Regions from separate parts of the Mus musculus genome. Here region 2 is linked to region 1. Evidence: chromatin loops called from intact Hi-C (ENCODE). Cell type or tissue: heart. All regions are shown on one strand.

Evidence for each region. A loop is a pair of places that touch in the nucleus more often than their neighbours do. Peaks named below come from ENCODE experiments on the same cell type or tissue, not always from the same donor. Only the 100,000 strongest peaks of a DNase experiment are listed, where the experiment ranks them.
Region 2: a loop joins it to region 1, with 1.9 times the contacts of the local background. A loop is called at or near these places in 1 of 42 quality-filtered maps.

The regions. Positions count from the first base shown.
Region 1 is chr13:44,837,732-44,841,731 of GRCm38, forward strand. All of the region lies in intron 2 of Jarid2 (jumonji, AT rich interactive domain 2), which reads left to right. Among named protein-coding and RNA genes, the nearest start is that of Jarid2, 110 kb to the left of the region's middle. In heart, no CTCF peak of the experiment used is centred here; DNase peaks (open chromatin) are centred at 2,380 and 2,980; H3K4me3 peaks cover 1,261 bases; H3K27ac peaks cover 1,235 bases.
Region 2 is chr13:44,946,667-44,950,666 of GRCm38, forward strand. All of the region lies in intron 7 of Dtnbp1 (dystrobrevin binding protein 1), which reads right to left. Among named protein-coding and RNA genes, the nearest start is that of Dtnbp1, 53 kb to the right of the region's middle. In heart, no CTCF peak of the experiment used is centred here; a DNase peak (open chromatin) is centred at 2,345.

The DNA of each region.
Region 1 (4,000 bases):
TGTAGGCTTTGCTTTAACCCCTAACACGTGTTTACCTGCCTCTTCCTCCCGAATGCTGGGACCAACGCTGTGTCACCATTACCTACCTGTTTTGTTCTTTCAATTACAGTTTTGGTCTCTTGGTCTTTTCGATGTTGTTCAGAGCAGGCAATGTTTAAAAAGCTTTGGGACACTTGATTTTTGGAAGCTAATTAATAATACAACATAAGATTATAGACCCTTTCTATCTTGTTCTGCTTAGTAGGCCGTGTTCCTGTGACTTGCTCTAAGCCTACTCAGCCAGTAAGGACACTGGGACTGGAACATGCAGTCTTGTTCTGCTTGTACTATCCTTAGAGAAATACCTCACCAGACTAGATTCTCTCTCTAATACTCTACAACTGCATAGAGGCATCTTTAATTTTCAAATTATCCCATTTTGCAAAGAGCCCTGGCATTTTTTAATCTGGCCTTCTGTTCTGTACTCTAGACTACATTGTTGTGATGCCCACTTAAGGGTACTACCTCATTAATGACCACCATTTGATCCAATGGGAAAGGGAAACAGAGGGTTATAGTTAAGGTTAGACATTGAGTATTATCTCTTCTGACTCATTTCCCCACTATGAATGCTTTTTAGTTTAGTTGATTCTAGTGGTATTTTATTAGCACGAACAAACAAGTTAGCTGTATGAAATTTGTCACTCAATGTGGATCACTCTTTTGAGTTACTACAATTATTGGTATTATTATGTTATTGTATGGGATGGCCCCGATGCCACATTGGTTATCAGCACAACTGCATGTATTACCCAGTATGTGCAGGCCTCCCTCCCCTCTTTGGCATTTTAAGAATTATCAAGGCCATTTGGTAGGCTTGTGTATACATAATCCTGCTTGGTAGAGAGCCAGTGCACTAAAGCTTAGTAAAATAAAAATCTAAACAAATAATTACATGCAATTGTCCGTGTACCTGATTTTAATAATAACAATGGTTTTAGTATATTTGGTTATTATATATTAATATCTTATATTATATATTAATAAAAGTCAAATATTAGCCCAGTGTATCCTTTTTTCCACCTTTTTGGATCTTGTTTTAATAAATCACACCTAGGTGACAGGATCATTACAAGAAATTGGTCAAAAGGATCATTAGGGTGTAGGCATCCTTTGACACTGTTGGGAGATTCCTTACAGATACCAAAGCTCATGGAAGACTCATATTTGTAAAACTTTATAGCCAGGAATGTTCTTGTATCTAGTCTTCCACTACTCAGGATGTGTGACAGGAGAATTGTCAGTTCAGTTCCAGTTTGGACAAGATGGTGAGCTAAGGCCATCTTAGATCTTGGGGAGTATTAAGGGAAACTAGATTCTGAAACTTCATTTCTCTCCAACTGTATGTGTGATAGGTTTCCTCTATTGCACTTTCCCCAGAACTGGTCATCACCAAAGTATCTTGCCCATCTTCTTTCCAGTTTTCTGCAGTGGGTGCTTTCAGTATTGAAGAGCCTAGAGGAGCCCTGCAAAGAGGGAAACAGGGGTGGGGAGATTCTTGAATGGCCCCCCTGTCTAAAGAGACATGGTAACTTGGAGTGTGGTTGGAAACCAGACTATTCTAAGCCACAGCTTTATCATTTATACAATAGATTCGCACCATTCCATATGTGGGTATTACAGGCTTCAGAGGAGATTGTCACTTCCCTCTTCAGGAAGTGCTGAAATGCAGGAAATTTCTTAGGTGATCTAAGAAATGACCATGGTAACTGTCAGGCATCATACCCCAGGGAAAGCTAGTATCTGCCTTTACCATTTGCAATTAAATTATGACTATATTTTAAGAGCCCAGAAAGGTAAGAAAAACAGAGTCAACTTCTTAGGCTGGGGTGTTCCAGTCCTTGAGTGTGAACTTCAATTCAGTGCTCCGCTCCTGCTTTTAGACACCATCTTTACCTTTCTTGGAAGGACATAAAGAGAAGCATGTGGGTAGTGTAAAGCGTGTATTCTGCACATCAGCATTGTCAGATGAAGCTCAAAAGCTTCAAAGGAAATAAATGACGTTGAAAATAAAAAAAGACAGACAGACAGACAGACAGACAGACAGACACACACACACACACACACACACACTCCCTCCCTCCAGCTACTGGAGGCCAGTTGGATGCCTGCCTTTTTCACCCCTCTCAGCAGCTGCCAGGCTACAGAGCCTGTTTTGTGAAAGATCAAGAAACAATGAGGGAAAACAGCTTCAGCTTGATTAGATTAGATCAATTTATGTGCCTGGGGAGGGGCCTAGGCAGGGCTGGGGGAGGGGTGTCCTGTGCTGGCAGTGGCCCATGCCTGCCCATTCGGTCACTTCATAAGTAATGAAGCTCCCGTGGTGGCTGGAATTGCAGGAAGGGGGAGGGAGGAGGTGGAGGAGGAGCATGTGAAGAGAGATTTCTGCAGTCTGTCTGGAGAGCTGCCCAGGGTTCCCAGCCAAAAAAACAAACAAAAATAAATAAAAGCCAAGTGCTGAATGACACAGATTATGATATTAAAAAGGGATACTATTGAAACATTGCCCTGTTTCCTACTGTTGTTGGAAATGGGTGTGTGCAGAAGCGAGGGGCGGTTAGTGCACTGTACAACAGGCCATTCCTTGGACACAAAAGTCCGTACAATTAAATTGTGAATGCCCCTCGCCAACGTCCCCTCCCCCACCTCATGCCAGAAATTCTGTAATTTTGATTTGTCTGCATTGCAGGTCATGGAAATAGCAGGATGGAAAGCTAGTTTCTTTTGCCTTTTCTCATTTTAATTCATCAAAATGGTAAAAAGCGGGGAGGGGGAAAGTCAGCCAGATGCCCCCTCCTTTTCAGTGTTCAATTCTCTTCCAGGCACATAAATAATCTTCTCTCCCGACTGTCTCCCCTCCCCCTTGGCCCCCGCTGGTGTTCGGCTGTCCTATTGCCGCGCGGAATCTGCACTGCCGCTTGCTTATTACGTACAGGGGAGGATTGTTGACAAGTGCTCCGGAGCCTGCCTCACTGCGCTCTCCCTTCCTCCCTCCCTTCCTCTGTCCTTCTTCCTCTGTCTCTGCAATGATCCGGCTCTGAGGATGGCTGCTCCACGGGTCTGTCAGGTGCAGTTTTTGGTGGCTTATCTTGAGGAACCTGGGATAGAAGGTCTGTTCCTATAAATAAAAGAAAAAACAAATAGCTTGTGATTCATTTCAGTCTGATTTGGCTTTTGTTGGAGAAATAGGCCTTTGTGGGTTTTCCTGCTAGGGGTCCCGATTATATATCCATTATGGATGGCAAGGGACACACACACACACACACACACACAGTATTTAAAGTGTTTTGATTTAACATTATTTTAGATTTTTATATCTTCCCTAAGGGTAATGGTGGCTCCTAAGATACCATGGAAATTTACAAGAGAGAATTAATGTCGTTCTTAGCACATTAAGCTCTGTTGACCATTTTGACCAAATCTGCAGTTTAAATCTTGTATGAATTTAGACATTTCTCTGGGGATTGACCAGGCATTCAGCAATAGCAGATTTCTGTGTTAATGTTAATATGCCAGTGTATTTGTTTATTTGCCATCGTTTAGAAATAGATGCTTCATGAAAGTTAAGTCACTTCATTCTTACCCTACATCTAGTTGCTTTTATAAATAGAATGTTTGGTTTCATTTCCCTCATTTCATTCTTTTCATGTTATTCTTCCCTTAAAAGATGGAGGAAACTGAGGCATGTGAGTAGAAGCCCCATCCCTATGTGATTCTGGCTATACCAGAATGCTTTATACTCGGTGTTGCTTTGTTTTTAATTTTTGTACATCATTTCATATTTTCATTAGTGTGCATAAAGTCAGGTGTACCACTGGTCCGGTTGTGGGGCACATTATAGCCACATTCCTATAGTCTTGTATAGCTTTTCATTTTATTTCAATATTCGAAAGACTGTTCATCTGGGTAGCAGTAGGCCTTGGTAACTTATTTGCTATTCGTGTTTGGACTCTCAATATTG
Region 2 (4,000 bases), 110 kb after region 1:
TTATTTGTTCTCAGAATTAATTTAGCGGTAATTACTTACTGATAATACATAGTAAATAAAGCTCTCACTATAGTATTTATAGGTTCAAATCAGGTTAAATTTAATTTCAGCTTTGTAATACTATTTCATCTGTATACCATGCAAATGTAAGAGTTCTAAATGAAAGCAGCTAAGGAAAAACATGACATAAAGTCCCACCTACAGGGGGTCCTCTGACTGTTTTCCTGGAGTCCTGGAGATGACATGATTAAGAACTGAGCAAACGGGCAGAAGCACGCTGGTCCAGAGGAACCCCAGTTACCAGGCAGCTCCCCTCACGTGCATCTTCTGAGATGGAGAACAAAGGAAGCGAGGCTGCAGCCAGAAGCTGGCTTGGTTTTCCTCCAAAGAAAATGTGTTGAGCCTTTTGGTTTCCCGATGATTCTGATGGCTTAAGCAGACAGACATGGGAATCTCCTGCCTCTATAAAGCAAAATGCAAGCTCTCAGGGGCTCTGGCATACAAAGATGCACGCACTGATCTGGGACCATACCAAATGATGCTGAAAATAGGGGTGGGCTGGGCTGGAAATATACTAAGTCCTTCTGAACTTGTCATCTAGGTGCAAAGATGCAAGAGAAGCATCTAAACAGCACAAGAAACATTAATGTCTGAAGGTGGACAAATTAAAATAAAGGATAGGTTTGCTTTATAATACATAGGCATCTTTAAATTTCCCCCATCACATTTAAATGTAGCTTTAATAAAGGCTCCCTGGAATTCAGTAGCACTACCCAGTGGCTTGGAATGTACAGCAAGCCCTCAAATGTCACACTTCTGACAGTTACAGTAACTGGCAGCCGAGCCCTGCTTTAGAACTGCATAGCCCATAAACGTTCTCTGCTGTTCTTCTTCAATCAACCTTTCTACATTCTCTTTTCCCCTTTTAGGCAAATACACTAAAAAAACAAAACAAAACAAACAAACAAACAAAACAACTTCCTTTAACCTAACACTCTCTCTCCCATTCTCCTTTTTTCCTTTAGCCTTACTTTTGTTGTTTTGTTAATTTGAGACTGGTTCTTGCTTTGCTGCCAGACTAGTGGACTCATGGGCTGGAGCATCTGAAGGAAGGAGCTGAGCTCACAGGCACATGCCAGCACGTGCAGCTCACCCTAAGCTCCCAGATCTTGGATCTGCTCTTCTCCACCCTACCCTCCTAAGAGATCCCAGAAATTATAAAGCAGATCTACCCTGTGAGTTCTAACTGGAACTCCTTGGGTTCAGATGAACCTCCACGCTCCCTTGAGCATGCACTCCCACAAGGAACAACAATCTTTAACATAAGCCTTTCAAATTTGATAATGTACATATATAACTCAACCTCTATATATAATGTTATTACAAATACAGGTACTGTATTGAGATGGTAGCTCAGTTTGTAGAGTTCTTGCCTTGGAACGCATTTGATGCCCAGCGTCACACAGATGTGACGCAGTGGGGAGCACCTCCAATCCCAGCACTCAGAGTCAGGCAGGAGGTTCAGAAGCTCAGTCATCTACAGTGATGAGGCCAGCCTGAATTACATGAAAAACTGCCTCAAGAACAAACAGCGTACAAAATTAACATCTAAAAAGATCGCAGAAAGAAAGAAAAATGAGACAAGTTCTAGAAGTGAGGAACAAAGCTAACCAAGTGAAGATGCCAGCCAATAAGCCTGAGGACTCCAGTTCAGTACTCACGAGGTGGGAAGGAAAGAGTTCACAGGCTGTCCTCTGGTTACTCAAGCACACATGCACGTGCGGACACACACACACACACACACACACACACACATGCATGCATGCGTGTGAACATACGTGGGCCTCCCTCCCTGTTCCCTCTGTGGAGATCACTGGTCTAACCACAAAGCCCTGCGTATGCCTGACAGGAAGGCCGTCATGTACCACTTGCTCCCCCTGTGTCCAACTGTCCCTCACTTCTTCCCACGCATCAGATGCTTCGGTGATGACAAATTACTTGTAGTTCTTTCAGTGAACAAGAAATCCAAACTTTAGCTTCAGTTCTTGAAATAAATGTCCGTACATTCCTGCAGTGTTCTCACCCTTCCCACTGTCCTTCCTGTCCTCCTTCCCTGCAGGGACGTACCGGTCAGTCTGAGCGAGAGCTCCAGTTGATTACCCCGTGTTAAGTGTCTATTCCCCCTCTTGTAGGTAATACTCAAACTACGTTTGCCTTTCTATCCTGTAAGCTCTAGCAGTGTGTCAGATCCATGAGGGTAAAAGGTGGTTCTGTCATCCAACTTGAGTCTTTATCACTTAGTATTCCCAAACAGCAGCTAAAATAGCTTTGCCTCACATGTTGGAGCAGCTCCTGGACTGAAGCAGCTGTTACGCAAGCTCAACATGTACTACTATTAGTTTGATTTGAAGCACACTAAATGTTGCTATGTCACTGTAAGCACAAGGTACATTTCACAGTCACCCAGCAAGTGAGAATCCTAATATCTCTCAAGTCTCCAGTCAGGTGATATGTTGGTTTGAATGAAAATGGCTCCCCTGGGCTCTCAGCCACTGAGCCATCTCACCAGCCCCACCCACAGTTTTAATTCCATACTCAGTAAGCATTATCTTCTGACTGAAATTTCTTATATAAATTACCCACACTGCACTAGATTAAAAAAAAAAGAACAGAAATATAGATGGTATAGTTCATGTACAGAACCCTTCCTCTGAATTCTTTCTAATTTCTGACTATATGATTTATGGCAAATTTTAAAGGCTAACTCTATTAAGTTTCCCAAAGAGTTGCAATCCTCATTTATTATAATTGCCTTTAACTGTGAGGTTCCATTTTTATCCAGTATTTAATTTGAGCACAGAGAGCAGTACACTGCAGAGGTGGCTGTGTGAGCAGACACTCTCCCTAGCTAAGCTAGCTGTTGTATTTATGGAGATCGGTATCCGAGAGAGTGGCTAATGTCTCCTCTAAGTATTCAACAAGGACAGGTCCAGCTGGTGTAGCTTCCAGAGAAAAGGGTCTGGTGGTTCCTTGACAAACAAGGCAAACGTAATATATAAAACCATGCTAAGTCAAGTATTATACAATCAGAGAGGAATTGCTAACTGTAAATCTTTGTTCCTTTGCAGTGATACATTTTTAGACTTAAAATCTTAAGAGTAATTTTTAGGATTTATACATGGAATAAAAGCCTACTTTTAAAACTAGGGGCTGAAGAGATTGCTCAGCAATTCAGCCCACTTGCTGCTGTAACAGAGCATCTGGTTTGTTAGCTACACGGCAGCTCACTACCTTGTAACTTCAGTTCCAGAGGAGCCAACACCCTCTTCTGACCTCTATGGGCACTGCATACACATGATATATATACATTCATGCTACCAAAATATTGTTTCATGAAAATAAAATTAACCTAAATACCTGAGTTTGATCCCTGGGGCCCATGTAAAGGTGGAAAGAGTGACCAGACTCCACAGAGCTGTGCTCTGGTCTCCACACACACAGCCTCACACAAACAATAATAAAACTAACAGGTATGCTGCCAAGTGCCTTTCATCCCATCACTGAGGAGGTAGAGGCAGATAGACCTCTGTGTATTCATGGCCAGCCTGGTCTACTCAGCATAGTAAGACAGTCTCTTTAAAAAATTAAATGAAATTCTTTTCTTGCTGGATATGACAGCATACACCTACCATCCCAGCTACTGAGACAGAAGGAGCATGCATTTCGAGGCAAGCCTAGCTAATTTGGTGAGACTGTCCTAAAGCATAATTACAAAGGGATGGGCAGAGTTCAGAAGGAGACTGCTTTTCTAGCATGTATAAAGGACCTTTGTCCAGCCCTATTAACAAACTCTAGCTCTAAAAAAAAAATAAAATAAAAAATAAAAACCAAACCATCCTTTCTCTACTGTTTTTAATACTTGAAACTCCTCACCAAGCTTAAGGGAATGCAGCATTTGGGGAATTAAAAGTCTTCTCACTACTAGCATTGAAACAACAGT